2 separate regions of the Homo sapiens genome follow, and region 2 is linked to region 1. A link is an interaction called in ENCODE POLR2A ChIA-PET data of the cell type or tissue named here. Cell type or tissue: Panc1. All regions are shown on one strand. Links, peaks and the distances in the headings refer to the core of each region. The heading gives the core; the rest is flanking DNA. Region 1 has its middle 16 kb from the start of MIR10226. Region 2 overlaps SKAP1 (src kinase associated phosphoprotein 1).

Region 1 (9,559 bases), core at 106-4,105:
TCCCTCCTCCGCCCGGCCCACTACCCCTTCAGCTCCCACAGCCTTGGGACTCATTGAGAACTGCCCGCGCATCCCTGACGGTGCCCAGGAAGGCAGAGTGGGGGAGAGACGACCCGCACTCAGCCTGTGTTTAGGGAGGACTGGACCCAGTGCGGTTCGCAAGAGGTTCTGTGTCCCCAGGCCATCTTTGGTGACATTGAACCCCGGGAGTCCAGCTCCCAGCACTGTCCCCTGAAGACTCCTCCTCCTCCCCCTTGGTATGTTGAGGCAGGTCACCTGAGGTCCCCAAGAGAGGTAAGGCAGGCAACCATAGTTCCCCTTCCATCTGGACAAGACTCTTCCATTCCCGTTCTGTAAGTGCTGGGAATGATTTCATCTGCACAGCCTGGAGGTGGGCAGGGTTTCTGGAACCATCAGAGCATCAGCCCAAGCCATGCTTCTTGTGCTAAACGCAGTGGTTTCTCAGACTAAAGGGAGGAGTGGAGAAGCACAGGTCTGGTACTCTAGCCACTCAGGCCTGGCCTGAGTTAGGCCCATGGTTATTTGACCCCCTCCACATCACACACACACTATGCTTTCCATGCTTCCAGGCTGAGGGTGGTTTTTTATAGGTGGTCTCAGATGTACCCCCGGCTGGCAGCCTTGCAAGGGATGCACTGCGAACCCTCTCCGGACTTAGTAATGAACAAGGGGCAGTGCGATGCCTCGGGGCCTTGGGGTACCTGGCTGTCTTTCTGTTAGGGGAGGAGGGTCCTTTCCCTGAGACTCTGAGGCTTCACTATAAGATCCCAAGCATAAACATCCCTGGCTTTAGGAGAAACGAGGTAATAACAGAAGCCAGAGGCAAGAGAGCACAGAGAGGTTGGGAGTGAGGCCGGCAGGGAAGAAGGCAGATTTGGGACAGGAAGATGAGATTCTGGGTTCAGATTCCACCTTCCAGCCTAAATCACAAGGCAGGAAGCCTGAGGTGGTTGGCGTAAAAAATAATTTTGCTCAAGGGGAGGAACCCTTTGGAGTGACGAAAAGTAGAAACACTCATGTTCCAGAAGTGTTACCAATGCCAGGGAAAGCTTGCTTAAACACTCTCACAACATCCCAAATGCCAGCCTCCTTCCAATGTTCGCCGGAAAGTTCTGAGCCGTATTAGCAAATAAGAAGAAATGCCAGGCTGAGCTCTCTCTCCGAGGCTACTAAGAATCCTCATGCTAGAGCTGCAAGGGCCTTTAGAGATCTGGACCGATCCTTCATTTTACAGATGAAAAAACTGAAATCCAGAGAGGAATGACAACTGGCCAAGATCCCACAGCTAGAAATAGTGGAACCAGGTTTTTATTTCTGCAATAGTGGCCACTGTTCTGCCCTCTTTCCTCTCTCAGAGGCAACCAGCTGGGAAACTCTGGTTTCCAAGTCCTCTCTCAGAGGCAACCGGCTGGGAAACTCTGGTTTCCAAGAGGCACAGACAGAATCCCAAAAATCTCAGGCCTTTCCCAGCCCCTAGTCACCCTGCCTCCTGAAGGCCTGTCACCTACCTGAAGGCAGCTCCACTAGAGTGACAGCTCCTGTTGGCCCTGGCTGGCTCAGGGCCTCTGGGGAGGGTATGGGGGGATGGTGGGTTGGGAGAGAACTTTTGTGGGGCCTCCTTCAGTCAATGGTCTACAGCTCTGTCTTTGTCTGTCTGTCACTCAGAAGGGAACTGCTGAAGGGAGAGGTCAGGCTGGTCGGTAGAAAGGGAGAAAGAGGCCTATCCCTGTCAGAGAGGGGTTGGGAAGAAGGCAGGCAAGGGGACCGAAGCTCCTTCAACCTCCTCATCCTCTCCCACTCCAACTCCTGGGCTGTTTCCCCTAGGGAATTCCAGGCTTTGCTCATTTTAGGACCAGGGCAGCAACTGCACACAAAGGCCCTTCTCTTCTTGCCGTGTGAAATCCTGGCTCCCCATTGGAGAGCTACTCCCTTACCCTGCCCTGTCTGCAAGAAGAGGCTGCCAAGGGGTCTAACTCAAACCTACAAGGCAGGGAGTTCCATTGCGTTCCCCTTCCATGCAACCAGCACCCTGACTCCACCCCTGTGCTTGCCCGTGTCCCTGCTCGCGCCTGCCACATCAGATTCCCCAGGCTCCCTCACCCCCCCGTGCAATTTAAAGCAGATTCATCCCCTGAGAGCCCCAGTTTCCAGGCCACCCTAGCTTCTACTGTACACTATCCTATCTCCCCAGATTGTGCTGTTTCCAGTCTCCCCTTGTTCCCTCTGCACACGAATCTTCCTCCCCAGATTCAACTGTTTTCAGGCTACTCCCTCTGTCTGCCCCCTGTACACGACTGTCTCCCCAGATCCTGCTGTTTCTAGGTTCCCCCATATTTCCCCGGTATACAAATTGGCCTCCCTGGATTCAGCAGTTTCCAGAAGCCCCTTGCTCTCTCACTAGGCAGTTCCATCTCCCCAGATTCAGCTGTTTTCAGGCTCCCTTCATTTGCCCTGTACACAGGTACCCCTCCCAGGTTCTGCTGTTTCTAGGCTTCCCGATTTCCCTTGTATACGCATCAGTTTCTAGCTTATGTTGATCCCAGCTGCCTAAGGGATTCAGCAGGTTTAGGGAGAGTGGAAGGAAGAAGAGAGTCAGAAAGAGGAGGAGAAGAAAGATGGTCATCAGGGAAGCTCCGGATTTCTCTTGTGACCCTAAGCAGCTTGCATATGACAGCCTCTGGGCCTCTGCCTCTACAAATAGGTCCCTTAAGGCCATCTGCCCTGGGATACCCCAATCCCCTCCCCATTGCTGCTGCCCAGGATCTGAGCTTTAAGTTGGACATCCTCCGGAGGGCCCCCGTCTTGGCAGGAGTGCTTATGCTTGCATGAGGTGGGACAGGCAAGAGCCTTCCCAAGCCAGGAGTTCCCTTGTCTCTCCTCTGCTATTTCCTTCTTGCCTTCCCAGCACCCACGCCCGCCCCCTTTTTTTTTTCTTTTTGAGTTGGAGTTTCACTGTGTCGCCCAGGCTGGAGTGTAGTGGCGTGATCTCGGCTCGCTACAACCTCTGCCTCATGGGCTCAAGCAACAATCCTGCCTCCGCCTCCGGAGTAGCTGGGACTACAGGCGTGTGCCACCATGCCTAGCTAATTTTTGTATTTTTAGTAGAGACAAGGTTTCACCATGTTGGCCAGGCTGGTGAACTCCTGACCGCAGGTGATCCACCTGCCTTGGCCTCCCAAAGTGGTGGGATTACAGGCGTGAGCCACTGTGCCCACCCCCACCCCTTGTCTCTTTCTCATGTGTTGCACCTTAGCTCTCCTCAATTTATCCACATACAATTTATTTTATTTTATTTATTTATTATTTTTTTTTTGAGATGGAGTCACAAAGTGCTGGGATTATAGGCGTGAGCCACCACGCCTGGCCTTTTGTTTTATTTTTGAAACAGTCTTACTCTGTCGCCCAGGCTGGAGAGCAGTGGCATCATCTCATCTCACTGCAACCTCTGACTCTGGGGTTCAAGTGATTCTCCTCCTTCAGCATCCTGTATCCACATAGAATTTAAAGGAAACTCCAAATGCACTCCCAGAACTAAAGGGAGTACAGAACTAAAGAGTCACACTTTTTTTTTTTTTTTTTTTTTTTTTTTTTTCAGTTTTCAAGATGGAGTAGTATCAATCTCAGGCCCTGGAAACTGCCCCTGGACTAGTTTCCTGGCATGCTTCTCCAGCCTTTGTAAACAACTGTTTCATCTGCAGACTCCCTGCATCCTAATCCTCCTTGGGGCTGGAGGTGGGAGGGTATGGGAAGTGTTCTGCAAGGTACTCCAGTCTTCTTATCTTCTCTGACTCATTTAGCTACTGCCTGCAAAGTTTCCACTGGAATCTGGGGAAATGGTCTGATCCCTCATCGCCTTCCTCCATATACAGCTGCCTACCCATTAGACTAATCCCAGCCATTTGTCAGTCACGATGCTCCATCATACTGGCCCCAGCAAACTTTCTGGTTTCACTAAGAAATAAATAGGAAGGGCAGGCCCACTGGGTCCAGGATAGTGCCCTACAAGGAGACCTTTCTTCAAAATGAAATCCATACCTGGGTTCAGGCCGCATTGCTTCTGCTCCCAGCACCCGAGAGCATCCTCAATCACCTCACAAGTGGGAATGACAACGCCTGCCTCCTTCACTGAGATAGAGGTACAAAAAAATTACATGTGTGAAAGAAATAGAATACTTTTACGGATCCTGACAAATGTGAGTTTACATAAATCCTATTAAAAGAACATTGTGCAAGAAGCTTTTCTGTGTCTTGTATATAAATTATCCTCAGAAAAGAAGTGCAGCTGATGGGACTCACTTATTAATTTCATTATTTAAAAAACAGACGTGCTGGGCGTGGTGGCTTATGTCGGTAATCCCAGCACTTTGGGAGGCCAAGGCGGGAGGATCACTTGAGGTCAGGAGTTTGAGACTAGCCTGGCCAATATGGTGAAACCCTGTCTCTACTAAAAATACAAAAATTAGCTGGGCATGGTGTTGTGTGCCTCTAGTCCCAGCTACTTGGGAGGTTGAAGCACGAGAATCACTTGAACCCAGGAGGCACATGCAGCAGTGAGTCAGGATGGCGCCACTTACTCCAGCCTGGGCGACAGAGCAAGATTCTGTCTCAATAAATAAATAAATAAATAAATAAATAAATAAATAAATAAATAAAATAAAAATTAGAAAACGCTATTGGAGCCAGCCATGGTGGCTCCCAGCACTTTGGGAGGCCGAGGTGGGCAGATTGCTTGAGCTCAGGAGTTCGAGACCAGCCTGGGCAACATGGTGAAACCCCGTCTCTACTAAAAATACAAAAATTAACCAGGCATGGTGGCAGGTGCCTGTAATCCCAGCTACTCAAGAGGCTGAGGCAGGAGAATTACTTGAACCTGGGAGGTGGAGGTTGCAGTGAGCAGAGACTGTGCCACTGTACACTAGCCTGGGTGATAGAGTGAGACTGTTAAAAAAAAAAAAAGCATGCAAAGAAAAATGTGCATTGGGGTTTTGAGTCAAGAGCCCTGCTATTTTTTCTTACTGCCCAGGAAGGCACTCCTTGTCAAGGGAATTCTATTTATAAACGTTATATTCTCATGATCTGCAGAAAACACAGGGCAGAAAGAGGAAGAGGTAAGAGGGTTCCAGGAAACCCTCTTTCTTGTCTCAGTTCTGTCCCTTGTTAGCTGTGTGACATTGGGTAAGTCAACCTTTGAGTTTCACTTTCCTAATCTGAAGGCCTCTAGCTTGCTCTCCCAGAAAGATCCACTTTTTTTTTTCTACCTTAGAGTATAAACTTCAGTCAGTGCCCAAGCCCCTCAGACCCCTTCCTCAACCTCCCAGCTACCTTGGGGAATGGGTCCAAATCTCCAGAGTTGGAGGAAAAGGTCTGTATTTGTTTTCTGTTTGTTTGTTTGAGACAGAGTCTCACTCCATCACCCAGGCTGTAGTGCAGTGGCGCAGTCTCGGCTCACTGCAACCTCCATCTCTTGGGTTCAAGCAATTCTCCTGCCTCACCCTCCCGAGTAGCTGGGATTACAGGCATGTGTCACCATGCCCAGCTAATTTTTGTATTTTTAGTAGAAACAGGGTTTCACCATGTTGGCCATGTTGGTCTCGAACTCCTGACCTAAAGTGATCTGCCCACCTCGGCCTCCCAAAGTGCTGGGATTACAGGAGCGAGACACCATGCCCAGCCAGGTCTGTATTTCTTGACAGTGTTTCTTGATCAGAGGCCCTGTTTTCTCAGGACAATTGCTGTCCCAGGTGCCCAGGGTCTCTCACCTTCGTGTTCCCATGGAGGTGCTCACAGCTCTGATGTGGGAACCCCCAAGGTTCTCCTCTGTGGTCTAGGGAGTATCTAGGAATGGACTGCAATGCTCAGCACTGTGAGATAACTCCTGCCCAATAGAGAGTAGAGATGCCCTCTAGGTCTGGTTCCTGCAAGCCTTTTCATAGTCCCGTCACTGATCCCGGCCAGGCTAAGGATGAAAGAGGGGCTTGTCTTACAGCACCATCTTCTGGGCAAACCTGTGAGAGCTACTTCTTCTTGCTGCCATCTGGAGAACACTGAGATTTTGGGGGACTTTGGGTCCCAGAAGTTTTGTTTGTTTGTTTGTTTGAGATGGAGTCTCGCTCTGTCACCCAGGGCTGGAGTGCAGTGGTGCGATCTTGGCTCACTGCAACTTCCATCTCCCGGGTTCAAGCGATTCTCCTGCCTCAGCCTCTGAGTAGCTGGGACCAGAGGCGCACGTCACTATGCCCAGCTAATTTTTGTATTTTTAGTAGAGACGGGGTTTCACCATGTTGGTCAGGCTTGTCTCAAACTTCTGACCTCGTGATCTGCCCACCTCGGCCTCCCAAAGTGCTGGGATTACAGGTGTGAGCCACCACGCCCGGCCGATTCCAGAAGTTTTTATCTTACCTGTTTCCCCAAGATAAATTAATTCTGGACTTTTCCAGCCATCTCTTAGGAGAGGATGTTCCAAGAGCCCTCCAACCTTCCAAACACAAGGCTGCTAGGAATGGTAAGCAGCTGAAACCAGTCTTCCAATCATTCCACCCAGAACCTGAGTCCTCACCTACTCACCCCATATATCCCCACCCCAGAACACCCTGTCACTCACTAAGAAGCTGTTGTCTGGAAGCAAGGTTATAGCCTCATCACTTCCAGAGTTTTCTTCTATCCTCAAGTTTATTTGTTTGTTTGTTTCAGATGAGGGCTCACTGGCAGCCATGAGAGTAAAACACATATTTTCAATCTCTTAAAAATCAGGTGTCTGGATTGGCTGTGATGGCTCATGCCTGTAATCCCAGCACTTTGGGAGGCTGACTTGGGTGGATCGCTTGAGTCCAGGAGTTCAAGACCAGCCTGGGCAACATGGCAAAATCCTGTCTCTACAATAAACAAAAAATTAGCCGGGTGTGGTGGCATGTGCCTGTAGTCCCAGCTACCTGGAGGTTGAGGCTGCAGTGAGCCATGATCACGCCACTGTACTCCAACCTAGGCGACAGAGCAAAACTCTGTCCCTTAGGAAAAAAAAAAAAGGCTAGGCATGGCGGCTCAATCCTGTAATCCCAGCACTTTGGGAGGCTGAGGCAGGAGGATCACTTGAGCCCAGGAGTTTGAGAACAGCCTGGACAACAAAGTGAGACCCCCATCTCCCTACCAAAAAAAAAAAAGCAAAAAAAAAAAAAGCAAGGTGTCGTGGTGTGCACCTATAGTCCAAGCTACATGGGAAGCTGAAGTAGGAGGATCACTTCTCCCCAGGAAATCAAGGCTGCAGTGAACCGTATTCATGCCACTGCACTCCAGGCTGGGTGACAGAGCAAGACCCAGTCTCAAAAAAAAAAAAAAAAAATCAGATGTCTAGACAAAGAGAAATTGTGGATCTGGTCAAATGGAATCAGATCCCTCTTGCTACTTCTTTTTCTTTCATTTGAAGTGTATGTGTCTATTTTCAGAGTGGGGTACGTGAGAGTGATAAGAGGGCACTAAATATATAAGATATAAAGTAGACTTGTGTTTTTTTTTGTTTGTTTGTTTTTTGTTTTTTTGAGACGGAGTTTCGCTCTTGTTGCCCAGGCTGGAGTGCAATGGTGCAATCTCAGCTCACTGAAACCTCCACCTCCCGGGTTCAAGCAATTCTCCTGCCTCAGCCTCCCGAGTAGCTGGAATTACAGGCACCTGCCACCATGCCTGGCTAATTTTTTTTTTTTTTTTTTTTGTATTTTTAGTAGAGACGGGGGTTTCACCATCTTGGCCAGGCTGGTCTTGAACTCCTGACCTTGTGATCCACCTGCCTTGGCCTCCCAAAGTGCTGGGATCACAGGCATGAGCCACCGTGCCCGGCCGACTTGTTATTTTTAAACATACTTTTCAGAACCTAAATATTCAGATCATTGTCCCTGACAAAATGGTCCTTTTGGAGGGCCTTTTTTGGAATGATTGCCTGCAATTATCTGAATTAATTCAAGCACCAACTCTTCAAATTCTGAGAGTGGACTTGATTTTTGCAAGCTGCTTGGTGAGTAAGATCAGCAATCAAGCTGGGTGGTACTGTTTTAGATCAAGAATGAGAAGTGACTGTAATGAAAATATTTCGTTTTGGGGGTCATAAATTGACCCTGAATTCCTGTTCTCTTCTTTAACCCAGGTTCCATGTTGCTAGCAGAGTTCCTCCCTCAAAACATAGAGCTGATATCACTTAACAGCTTGAAAATCTTCAGTGGTTCCCTATTACCTTCAGAACACAGGCCAAGTTCTTTACTGACTTTTTGTTTTGTTTTGTTTTGTTTTTTTGAGATGGAGTTTCGTTCTTGTTGCCCAGGCTGAAGTGTAATGGCACGATCTTGGCTCACCGAAACCTCTGCCTCCTGGGTTCAAGCGATTCTCCTGCCTCAGCCTCCCGAGTAGCTGGGATTACAGGCATGCACCACCACACCCTGCTAATTTTGTATTTTTAGTAGAGACAGGGTTTCTCCATGTTGGTCGGGCTGGTCTCGATCTCAGGTGATCCACCCACCTTGTCCTCCCAAAGTACTGGGATTACAGGTGTGAGCCATGGCGACTGGCCACAAGCCAAGTTCTTTAGCTCTGTGGTTGGGGTAAAGAAGAGCCAGCAATGGAGTCAGACCAGAATGGGTTTAAATCCCACCTATGAGCTCTGAGGCAAGTTATTCAGTCTCTCAGACTCTCAGCTCTCTCATTTGTAAAAAGAAGGCTAACGGGCCAGGCGCGGTATACCCAACACTTTGGGAGGCCAAAGTGGACAGATCGCTTGAGCTCAGGAGTTTGAGACCAGCCTGGGCAACATGGTGAGACCTCGTGTCTATTAAAAAATTTTTAAAAATTAGCTGGGTGTGGTGGTACATGCCTGTGGTCCCAGCTACTCGGGGGACTGAGGTAAGAGGATAGCTTGAGCCCCGGAGGTTGAGGCTGCAGCGAGCCTATCAATACCTACTTTGTTAGGTTGTTTTGAGGACAATGGTAATTTTAAGGTGTATATAGTAGCAAACTCAATAAATAGCAGTCATTCTTCAGCATGGCATTCATTGCTCACTGCGACCCAGTTGCAACCTATCTAGAAGAAACCTCAGATCTCAACACACTCCCTGCAGACACACACCATTCCAGTTACATTTGCCTACTGAAATTCCTTAAACAATACAGAGATTTTTTTTCTTTTTCTTTTTTTTTTTTTTTTTTTTTTTTTTAGACAGGGTCTTGCTCTGTCCTCCAGGCTGGAGTGCAGTGGCATGATCTCAGCTCACAGCAGCCTCAGCCTCCTGGACTCAAGTGATCCTTCCACCTCAGCCCACGGTGCCCCCTCTCCCCCCAGTAGCTGGGACTACAGGCACACACCACTACACCCAGCTAATTTTTTTTTTTTTTGTAGAGGCAGGGTTTTGCCATGTTGCCCAGGCTGGTCTCGAACTCCCAGACTCAAGCAACCTGCCTGTCTCACCCTTCCTAAGTGCTGAGATTACAGGCATGAGCCACTGCGCCCAGCCTAAACGGAGATTCCTTACCTCTGGCCTTGCTTATGTTGTTGCTCCCTTTG
Region 2 (11,657 bases), core at 1-4,000, 190 kb after region 1:
GGGAATTGATGGCTGGGATGGAATAGGAATGCTGACTCCTCCCCTATCATAATATAAAATCAATAGGTAATGTCTGAAATTGATAAACTAAAAAAATAGCTGTCTAATCATATTATTTAGAAGTGTGGAAGAGACACATCAGAATGGATGAAAAAGTTAATTTTTAAAAAATGGAAAGGGGTTGCCTCTGGAAAGCAGAACTCCAGGGTGACTGCTTGTAGTATTATTTGATTAAAAAAAATTTTTTTGGAAATGGGGTCTTGCTATGTGGCCAAGGCTGAATTCAAACTCCTGGGCTCAAGTAATCTTCCCACTTTAGCCTCCCAAGGGACTACAGGTACACACCATTGTGCCTGGCTTTATTTGATTTTTAAGAACTATATGCATACATTATTTTGATAAAAATAAAAATAGAAAATTTTAAAAATAGTTTTTCAACCATTTCACAGTACAGCCATGTCTCCATATTTATATAATGATGTCCATTCTGAGTGGCTGATTACACAAAATTCCTAAGCTTGGTATGAAGGTACGTGGCAAAGGAATCCAGAAAAGAAAGAAGAAACCAGTGTAGAATGAAGAGAAACAATGCTATTAAAACCACTTGCACAGGTTGGGCATGGTGACTCACGCCTGTAATCCCAGCGCTTTGGAGGCCGAGGCAGGCAGATCACTTGAGGCCAGGAGTTCAAGACCAGGAGTTCTGGCCAACATGCAGAAACCATCTCTACTAAAAATACAAAAATTAGCTGGATGTGGTGATGCATGCTTGTAATCCCAGCTACTCAGGAGGCTGAGGCACAAGAATTGCTTGAGCCTGGGAGGCAGATGTTGCAGTGAGCTGAGATTGCGCCACTACACTCCAGTCTGGGCAACAGAGGAAGACTCTGTCTCAAAAAAAAAAAAAAAAAGAAAAAAAATTTACATAAAGTTATATTTGAATTAGATATTGTCTTAAGAATACTTTAATAATCTGTAGTCTGTATGTAATTTTAAGACTCATTTACAATTCTAATATTGTACTTTATACCATACGTCTAATTTGCCTTAGCTCTTCCTACATTGCAAGGGGACCCACAAAAGCAGGAGGTCTCTTTCCACTGGAGAGCTGTTTTATTTCATAAGGAATAAAAGGTATGGAATCCCATTATGAAATTTGGGGTCAGAAGCCCAGGGTATAAACTTGGGTTGCAATTTACAAAGTATTATTGTATTACTGGGCATGACCAGAATTTGATCAAGTACCTGTAGATCAAATCAAATCAAGAAAAATTTATCTGGAACCTTCCACGTGGGAGGTTTTGTGCCAGAGAGCACAGAATTCCTAGAATGTCCTAGAATGACTTCAGATCAGTGCAAAGACAGAGACAGCACAGACATGATTTTAATTTATAGGGTTGGAAAAGTACAAGGCTATAAAACAGGACACCTGTTGTCTTGCATTTATGTTAAAGGTTTCACCTTTTTAAAAAATAATCAGAAACACATAATCATTAGTCTTGACATAAATTATACTTTAGATTGGGAGTGGAAATCGTGTTTTCAGAATAGGAAGGAAGGAAAAGTAAAACCAACTGCATGTAATTTTTCAAGTGGAAACAACGGCAATATGAAGATATATGGGCGTTAGACCCACTGGTAGAGGAAGGAGGCTGTGCTCTCTTACCTCTTACCATGTCACTCCTGTGACCTCTACCATTTGAAATGCTTTGATTCCACCTTGCCCAAGGGACCTGTGAGCACCGGGGAAAGGGATGAAGGATGCCTATGCCTGACCTCACCTTTACATTGTCTAACGACTGAAGGTATAAATCAGCTTTCCCCTTGAAGACCCAAGTGTCAGTAGCTCATGTGAAATGCTGGAAATATTAAATGATGTCCCCGAGGGTTTTACTGTTACTCAGTTTTCTCCTGTAACTGGGAGAGCTGTTCACATGAAGGATACTCTCCCCCAGGACCTCAATTTGTATATAAAATGAAGTATGAAACTCCAACAACTTCTTGCCAGTTTGGAAAGAAAATAAACAATTAGGGGAGGCTGCACTTAGCCCATTGTCCTGTTTATATTTCATTTATCTCTTTGACTATTCCTAGTGAACAGTTTACACCAACAAAGGTGTGATAACACTCTTATTACAAATCCTTATTTCCAGGGCAACAAATCTTTGACAGTTACAAAATCACCATAGACAATTCAATGTGTTTTTGTAATGGACAAGAACAAAAGCTCTTCCTTTAATCCTATTTAGCAGAGGGAGTGTGCTAATAATTAGAAGTGAGAGGCAAGTGTCTGGATGCCAGGGTTCCATGTCTAGCTAGGACTTGGGCCTGTATCTAAATCTCCCTTCCAGATTCTTTCTGCAGAATTTACAAAATCTATGGATGCTTACTTCTCCTAATATACCTTGATTCATTAATCCTCACCACTACCTCTATAATATGAGTAATTTTCTATAATAAGAAAAATGACCATTTTTCTCTTGATGGAGAAATTAAAGTGACTTGCTCAAGCCTCCTAGTTAGTAAGTGGACAAGGCAGGAACAGAAGGAATTATCATGGCAATCCTTAGCATTAGTCTGTCTACATCTCAGTCTTTCCTCCTCCTCTTTCCATCAAAAACTTAAGTACTGCTACACAAAGAATACAGTCCTTATTATAGAAACATTATTATACATTTATGTGGGGCTTTAAAATTTTTTAGAGCACTGTCAAACCTCCTATTTAACTTGGTTTTTATAATAGTCCTATTAGGTTTGTATTTACAGAGTCTGGAAGGATAGGATAAAAGTAATAAGAAACAAAATAGTTGAGAAGAAAAGCCAGTGAAATATTAAGGATTACCTAAGACATTGTAGAATCTTAATTACCCCAGGTTTGTAAAAGCTGGCCAGATACATGAAAATATTGATTAGACTGACTGTGCCTGTGCTGTAACAGGGGAATGATCACTAAATGACTCTTTGCTCTGTGTTCTAAGGTTGGATTCCATGTATGAAAGGATATTCAGAAGAGTGTAATGTGCTCTCTTAACATGAGCTCTCTTGCCATTTAACTATGGCTGAATTAGGGGCAAACAGCACTGCTTCTCTAGAGGTAAGAGAAAGTGTGAGGGCTGAAGGTGATTTCAAACAGCAGGTGAAGGAAGATGAAGAAATAGATACTTTTCCCCTCAGAAGTCTAAAACATCTTCTGAATCAGGCCCGGTTGTTTTGTTGTTGTTGTTTTATAAGTAGAATTGGTGCTGCTTAAATGGTGTGTGTTTAAGTTAACTGGAAAAGGGCCCCTCTTCCAAAATATCTTTTCAACTGACTTCTGTAATTCCTGAAATTCCATCATTTGGGGCCCATTCCCTTAGATTAAAGCATTATTCCCTGTTGAACTACAAATGCCTCTGGGAGAGGTAGCACATTAATCGAGATATTCTCATCCACAGTGTGGTAACAAGCTAGTACATCAGAAATCACTGGGAGGAGGAGGCACAGAGCTCCAGCTCTCCTAGGGATAAGGCACAGCTGTCTGTACCTATGCGGTAGACCACTGAGTAGAGGTAGATAACTGACAGATGTCAGGTAGCGACGCTTATCCATGAGGTCACGTGTGTGTGGCTGGCACTGTTATACGGAGCCATTATCAGTCATCGACACCTTGGAGCCGTGGTTCGTAACTCTGGCTGCACATCGGAATCACCTGTCTACTTTTTAAAAAAGTGTAGATACCTGAACTGCACCCCAGATATACTGATTCAGGATTATCTGGAGTGGGGCTGAGGCATGTTTATTTTTACAAAGTTCTATGAGTAGTTCTGATGCTCACCTAGGGCTAAGAACCACAGCCTCAGAGTAGATTTGTATGTTAGGTCCTTATCATCCTGATGGCTTGCTGGAGGGCCTTGGTGAGGTGGGCCCAGGGAGGCCCCCAGGTGGAGGGCCTGGACAGTGAGTATCAGAACAAGCACGAGGGGCAAGAGAAGTGCTATAGGCACCAAAGTAACCAAAGGTGACCTGGAAAAGAGCCAAGACAACTTGTACTCACAGCAATTTTAACAAACTACCCAGGATCATTATTACCAAGACTAGAATAAACTACATTAATCAACCAATAAAAGTTAGGACTTCTGCATAACACCATTTAAGAAATACTAAAGAAATTATTATCTGTGCTAATATAACTCTGGCTTTAATCGTTTCCATGGCTGAGGAGGCCACTTGTAGTCATTTCATCACTGTGGTATCTTTCCCATTCTATTCCTCATAGTCTCCTCCCGAGTGTTACCCTGCTCGGTTTGTCCTCGGCTACCCTCCAAAGGAAGTCCTTACCAGATGTATCATTAGGATTAGTTTAGCCAGTGTGACGGAAAGCCCCAAATAATAGAGGCCTTAACAAAATAGAAGGTAATTTGTCCCTCATGTATAAAAAGACTGGGGGGAGGCACCCCAGGAATGGGAGGGCACTTCATGCTCCTCTTTTTTTTCCTGAAAAAGAGTTTTGCATCTTGGTGATCACATTTATTAGAAGGGTTGGAGAAAAATAAAAATGCCATTTAGCTTAAGAAGTTATGAATTATCTGGGCTGGGTGCAGTGGCTCATGCTTGTAATCCCAGCACTTTGGAGGGCCAAGGTGGGAGGATGGCTTAAGCCCAGGAGTTTGAGACCAGGCTGGGCAGCACAGTGAGACCCCACCTCTATTAAAAAAAATTTTTTTTTAATAGAAGTTATGAGTTGTCTGCAAATCAATTCATTTCAGGAGTGGGAGAATTTCTTAATATCAAAATGTTTGCTGGTTTCTCTTTTGAATGTCCTGAACATTTAAAGAGGTACCTGTACAAAATCTCCTATTTTCCATATGGGATAAATTGTTTCAGCCAACTCTCAACGGAGGGACAACCAGGACAAAACATCTTCTGGGAAAAACAGCATTCGAATATTCTGTTTCGCTGATTTATATATCTCTTATATATGATGGCTTCTTCCTCAATTTCTGTAGTAGTCACAGTTTCTTCCACATCTCCCAATAACATATTTAAATGTAGATCATAAGCATGTAATCTGCCTAGAAGCTCCTGGTAATCTCTCATTTATCCATAAATTCATTTATCCAGGCTGAGCCTGATGAAATCAAGGGGCTCCTCTATGGTGTTGGTAGTTTGTTGCTGGTTTATGTCGTCCACCATGTTTCAAACCCTTCGCCCTTTCCTCTTCAGGCTCTTTCTATCTTTATAAAGTATGTCATTTGTTCGTCATGGTCCAAACTGGCTCCAGTTCCAGCCAGCAGGAAGGAGGAAAGGGGCAACACAGACAGCACCACCATCCCTCTACCTGCTTAAGGACACTTGTGTGTGGCCCTAAAAAGTTGACACATTACTTACACATTCCACTAACCAGAAGTTAAATCACGTGGTCAAATCTAGTTGCCGTGGAGGCAGGGAGTTGTTCTGGGCAGCCACGAACCCAGAACTGGGGGCTAGCTAGCAGTCTCAGCTACACCAGTAATACTGCACACAGCTAAATAAGTATTGGCAGTCACCTTATGAACCTAGAATATCCCACTGGAAAGAAAGAAAATGAGTATGGTAAGAGAAGACTGCTTAATTCCAGGTGTTGGGTAATTCGTGGCGATTAGAGGAAAGTGTTTTCCACTAATGAAGAGTGAGAATTTGTTCAAAGTAGTTATCTGTGGTCCAAGAATCATAACAGAGGCCTCAAATAAATGAAGTGTTGGTTTATCTTTTGAAAGGTTATGTTTCCTCTTGGAATTATGTGATTCAAAAGTCCACCTCTTGCCTAAGGAAGGACTGGAATACAGGCCTTCTTGTCCAAGTTCCTGAAGTTAACTTCTATAACACTGTCAGGAGCAGAACAACATATAAGACCACTGGAGTGTGCGCTAGCTGTTAGTGCTCACAAAAAGTAGGAGAAATGTTAGTACTAATTTCACACCCAAATTTGCTTAGATGTGCTTAAAAAGATTCTGATCAATGAAAAGGTATACTTTTCCCTAACTCTAGGGCTCCAAGTGCTTGAGGGTTACAGATAATGCTGTTCTAGATGCATGTGGTATAAAATACAAATAATCTGTTTAAGTCTATGGCAATGTTTGGATTGCTTCACTGACTAGGATGATTTTAAAAGTAAAGCACTGTATCTTTTCCAATCTGATCTCCCTAAATCATGCAATAGACTTGTTTCCTTTCTTTGTGTTTCTCATTTGTCCAGCTCATTGAATCGTATGGCTATTTACCTCAGTTAGATAGAGAAACATGGTGCTAAGGAGACGAAGGTGACCTGGTGCTAAGGAGACAAGGCTTTATCCCAAGTGGGTTGATTGGCGTGCAGAATTCAGTTCTGTTCCATGTCTAGTTGACTGCTTCTCTACCCCTGGCTAGTTATTCTGAGGGGATGCATGCTTCTTAAAATGGGGGGCTGAGTAGGAAAGAGTGGGTGCCTCAGCAGAATTAAGCTGTACTGTTGGCCGGGCTCAGTGGCTCATGCCTGTAATCCCAGCACTTTGGGAGGCTGAGGCGTGTGGATCACCTGAGGTCAGGAGCTCGAGACCAGCCTGACAAACATGGAGAAACCCCATCTCTACTAAATATACAAAAATTAGCCGGGTGTGGTGGCAGGTGCCTTTAATTTCAGCTACTTGGGAGGCTGAGGTAGGAGAATCGCTTGAACCCGTGCTTGAACACCACGGAGGTTGCAGTGAGCCGAGATCACACCATTGCACTCCAGCCTGGGCAACAAGAGCAAAACTCTGTCTCAAAAAAAAAAAAAAAAAAAGCTGTACTGTTGTAAACGCCCTGCAAAGGCCCTTATACAGAGTTGATGGGCCAGAAGTACCTCTATGCAAAGAGGAACATAAGTAGTTTGGATATGAAATGGTCTCTCCAACAATAAGCCATTCTACTTTCAGGAGACTATGACCTAGCAGCTTGGAGATTGAACTGTGGCATCAGGAATGGAAAAGAAAGCTAGTGTGGCAAGAACAACTGTCATATTCACAGGACAAGGTTTAGGGCTCTCCGTCTTCTGCTTCTTGCTGATCTGGGTCACCACATTCTGCCTCCTATTTCCAACCTACCTTGGTGTTTCCCACCCCCAGCTGAGTTGTCACTATGTGTTGAGGAAAATCATCTCCATAACAGGAATGATATTTGCCACTGTTTTCACTTATTCTAGATAGAAATGTTATTTCTCACCACAGAGGAAGACTTTTTTCCCTCTTATCAAAATCTGTCAGTCTATCCACACAACCTGGAGAACAAATGTGTTTTTTATCCCTCTGTGAACAAACACGGCTCAGCACCTGCACAGCACTCAAGGGTGGCCAGACCTCATCCTGACTCTGAGCCAACTGCTGCTCTTGGAGAGAGAAAGTAAAAATGATTGATTCTACATCTTAATTAAGATAAACAAAGAGGGACATCAAATAATGGCCCTGACAGTTTGAAACAAACTAAAAGTACAGCTTAGCATTTCATAAAATAAAAAGCGTTTGATGTGAGGATGGCAGTTTAATAATTTGTAAATATCACTGGCTTAGTATTATAGCTAATCCAAATATTTTCATTTCTCATCATAAGTCACCCTCTGTTGATGGCTTGTCCTCTTCAACTTACAGCTTTCACCCTCGAGCCTTCAACAGAGGCAGAGAGGAGAGGAACAGAAAGGATCACAGGTTCTCTCTGGAATGTGAATTACAGCCTCAGCTTCCTTTATACTTTCTGATTCTGAATATTCACTAGAAAATACCACTGACCAGCCCAAAGGATGTATTGCCTTCTTCTTCATCTCCTCTAAAACATATCAAACTTTAATTACAGCTTCCTATTAGCTTCTGATTGTTTCTTCTTCTTTAATTTTTTGTAGAGATGGGATTTTGCCATGTTGCCCAGGCTGGTCTCAAACTCTTGGGTTCAAGCAATCTACCCACCTTGGCCTCCCAAGTGCTGGAATTACAGGCATAGGCCATTGCACTGGGCCTGATTGTTTCTTAATTAAGAGAAGCTGAACTTTCTCCAGTTCCTTTTTTTTTTTTTCTCTTTTTCTAAAATTAGAGGCTGGGCTCACACCTGTAATCCCAGCATTTTGGGAGGCTGAGGCAGGCAGATCACTGGAGGTCAGGAGTTCGAGACCAGCCTGGCCAACATGGTGAAACCCTGACTCTACTAAAAATACAAAAATTAGCCAGGCATAGTGGTGCGTGCCTGTAGTCCCAGCTACTTGGGAGGCTGAGGCAGGAGAATTGCTTAAACCTGGGAGGCGGAGGTTGCAGTGAGCTGAGATTGCGCCGCTGCACTCCAGCCTGGGTGACAGAGTGAGACTCTGTCTCAAAATAAAGTAAAATAAAATAAAATAAAATAAAATAAAATAAAATAAACAGATGGCATTCCACTATGTTGGTCAGGCTGGTCTCGAACTCCTGGGTTCAAGCAATCCTCCTGCCTCAGCCTCTCCAAGTGCTGGGATTACAGGTGTGAGTCACTGCACCTGGCCTCTGGTTTTTAAATTATAGAGAAATAAAAAAATTGAACCACCATACTAACTGTAATGTTCCTACAGTACTGTTTTTATATCATAATGAAATAGTCAGCTATAGATCTATATCTAAAATGTGTTTTATTGCCCTAATGCCCTCTGAAGAAGGGTAGCTGAAGGGTAGGGGTATTCTTGTTAATGCCTATGTCTACACTTCCTTGGGTGGGTATGGAGGAAGACAAGCAGAAAGCTGTGATAATAATTATAAAAAGATAAAAGTGGAAACCTCTATGTTGGCCATAGCCTTGTGATTTGGCTTTTGTGAAAAATATTCAGGGAAATAGTAGGGAATTTTAACAATTGATTTGGAATTCCCCAGGGTGCAAGCCACAACATATATCTGCGAAAGCAGAACCGAAGGAACACCATTGGGCAGACGGAGGCTTTGGGCTTTTTAAAAAGGTATGTAAAAAGGGAAGGGTGAGGATGCAGACGTGTCAGATCAGCCTGTTGTGAGATATGACTCTGGACTCAGGAGAAGACCATTTTCTCATGGCCTCCCCATTCTTTTTGCTAAGGTTCTTAACAGAAATTTTTTTTTTTCCTGCTGTTGGATGATACCAAGTCCAGGCTCGAGACCACACTGGATGGACATGACAGGCAGGGGCCCACAGAGGGAAGCTGCAGTTCAGATAATTCTCCACAGGGAAGCAGTATGAGATCAGGGTTTAGATAGAGGCAGCCCCAGCATCACCAGCTCTCCCTGGTTCTAATTGGAGACAGTTTTCCTCCTTTCCTTTCACTGTGTAAGATAAGCACCAACAGGGCAAGCTCACCTTTCAGGAGAGCCCCTGAGCCTAACTGCAATCCTCCATGTAGCCCTTTACTCCCAGGCCTGTTCCTCCTCACTTAAACAGCTGGCTTTCAGCATATTGCTTTGTTTATTCCATCTCTGACCTATGCATTATCTGAAGGATGCCATAAGGGTTCAACATGCCCACCTTTGTGAAATTACCTCATTCTGAGCTGCTGGGTTCATACCACTGACACAGAGGGGAAACCTGCAGAGGGAAGCTTAGCAACATGTCACACACATGTTGTTCTTGGCAGTATGAATTCCGGTGACTTTTGACATTTCTTAAACAGGAGTCAGTTATATCTTTCCTACTCTGAGGAAAATGGTGCCAGCTACAACTTGATCTTGTTTGAGTTATAGAAGCAATACAACTTTATAGACAAGACTCTGAATAGAGAGCTTACAACTGAGATTCTATCTTGACAACATCCCATTGATAGAGTGTGTGATAACTGCAAAGCCACTATTTATCTTACTTGCTTATGAAATTGAAATAACATATTGCTGATAAGTCTTAAGAACTAAGTACCCTATGTCCACTTTGCACAAGCACCCAATACTGTGAATATACTTTTTTTTTTTTTTTGAGACAGGGTCTCACTCTGTTGCTCAGGCTGGAGTACAGTGGTACAATCTCAGCTCACTGAAACCTCCACCTCCTGGGATCAAGGGATCCTCTCACCTCAGCCTCCAGAGTAGCTGCGACTACAGGTGCACACCATCATGCCAGGCTAATTTTTGTATTTTTTGTAGAGACAGGGTTTCGCCATGTTATCTAGGCTAGTCTCGAACTCCTGAGCTCAAGCGATTCAACCACCTCGGCCTCCCAAAGTGCTGGGATTACAGGTGTGAGCCACTGCACCTGGCCTGAATATTCATAAGAGATAAAATTTTGCCCTCTCTTTTGTCAGACATTCTCTAGAATGCATGTTCTTTCATGGACAGATTGGCAAATATTATAAGTATCAGATTCAAAACTTTCTAAGAAATTTAAATGTTGAATTCTTCTAATACAAGAAGCAAAAATTCCATTTTCAGCGTTTCATGTGTTGAGAGTGAAAAGGGGGAATATAAGAAAGAAGTGAAGTCCAGATTTCCTAAAGTACATCTCAGGTAAGCCTCTCTCTTATCACATATTTTATTTTTTTACCTGAAATATTTCAGAACTTAAATGTTTTTGTCAAATTTGAAAAAGGTGTGTGGTATTGACTTCTTCATACTGATCTCATTTTTATTTTCTTTATAGTCTGTCCAAATCATTTTCAGGCCCCTTAAATCAGTTACCTTTCTTCTAGGGACAATCAATAGAAAGCAAGCAAAAAGAAAAAAGAGTGAGACCTGCCCTCTCAGTGGTCTCCTGGGTAACTTTATCTCCCAGACAGGATGATGCAAAGATGAACAGAAGAGGGGTTTCTGAATAGATTTCCAGTAGGATTGCTGTCAAGATGGGATCAGCTGCAATGGTGCCAGATAAAAACTGCAGGAGACCGAGATGGGTGGATTGCTTGAGCTCAGGTGTTTGAGACCAGCCTGGGCAACAGGGCAAAACCCCATTTCTACAAAATACACAAAAATTAGCCTGGCCTGGTGGTGTGCACCTGTAGTCCCAGCTGCTCGGGAGGCTGAGGTGAGAGGATAGCTTGAGCCAAGAGGTCGAGACTGCAGTGGGCTGAGATTGTGCCACTGCACTCCAGCTTGGGTGACAGAGGAAGATATTGTCTCTAAATAAATAAATAAGAAAAGGTTAGGTAAAGGTAAAAATTATATGGAGTCCACTGCAATATCTCTTATCCAAAAGAAATTTGTTAAAAAAAAATTTTAACAGCTCAAACTACCTTTGAGGCTAATAAAGGCACCAAAATGGATTATCAGACCATGATTTGAGGTTTGAAAAAGGATGCCAGTGCTGACTGACTGGGAAGCTATTGGAAATAAATTAAAAGGCTACATTATGTGAAACAGAGGGTCACAGCATAGGAACATCTTGAAAAGCCATAGGTGCACCAATTACATTTATCAAGATGTTAGTGAAAGCTTTGTGTATGGCTTGTTTTTGCAGGTCATTTGTATGAGATATTGTTGGATAAACTGATTTCATAGAGAAGGAGGAAGGTACTAAGTATCACATTGTGTTAATGTGCCAGCTTGCCACCTTTGGGATCAGATTTGGTGCAGGGCACAAATGAAATGAGTTTGGTGGCTTCAAGCTAGGCTACCACTGATATTTATCCTTAAACAAAATCACAAATCATTTGCTAACAGCTAGGATCAGAGACCTGGGGCTGAGACAGTAAGAATGTTGCAGGTCAGGAGGAAGACTAGCTG

What was found. ChIA-PET counts read pairs that join two places held together with the same protein. Peaks named below come from ENCODE experiments on the same cell type or tissue, not always from the same donor. Only the 100,000 strongest peaks of a DNase experiment are listed, where the experiment ranks them.
Region 2: POLR2A ChIA-PET joins it to region 1 with 7 read pairs; 2 of 35 experiments call an interaction of 5 or more read pairs at or near these places.

The regions. Positions count from the first base shown.
Region 1 is chr17:48,012,518-48,022,076 of GRCh38, forward strand. No RefSeq gene overlaps it. Among named protein-coding and RNA genes, the nearest start is that of MIR10226, 16 kb to the right of the region's middle. RefSeq lists enhancers at 2,508-3,009, 3,010-3,509, 5,187-5,286. In Panc1, for the core only: no CTCF peak of the experiment used is centred there; no DNase peak of the experiment used is centred there; H3K27ac peaks cover 339 bases.
Region 2 is chr17:48,206,592-48,218,248 of GRCh38, forward strand. The region is part of intron 4 of SKAP1 (src kinase associated phosphoprotein 1); the gene reads right to left. It also overlaps the pseudogene LSM3P1. Among named protein-coding and RNA genes, the nearest start is that of MIR1203, 56 kb to the left of the region's middle. In Panc1, for the core only: no CTCF peak of the experiment used is centred there; no DNase peak of the experiment used is centred there.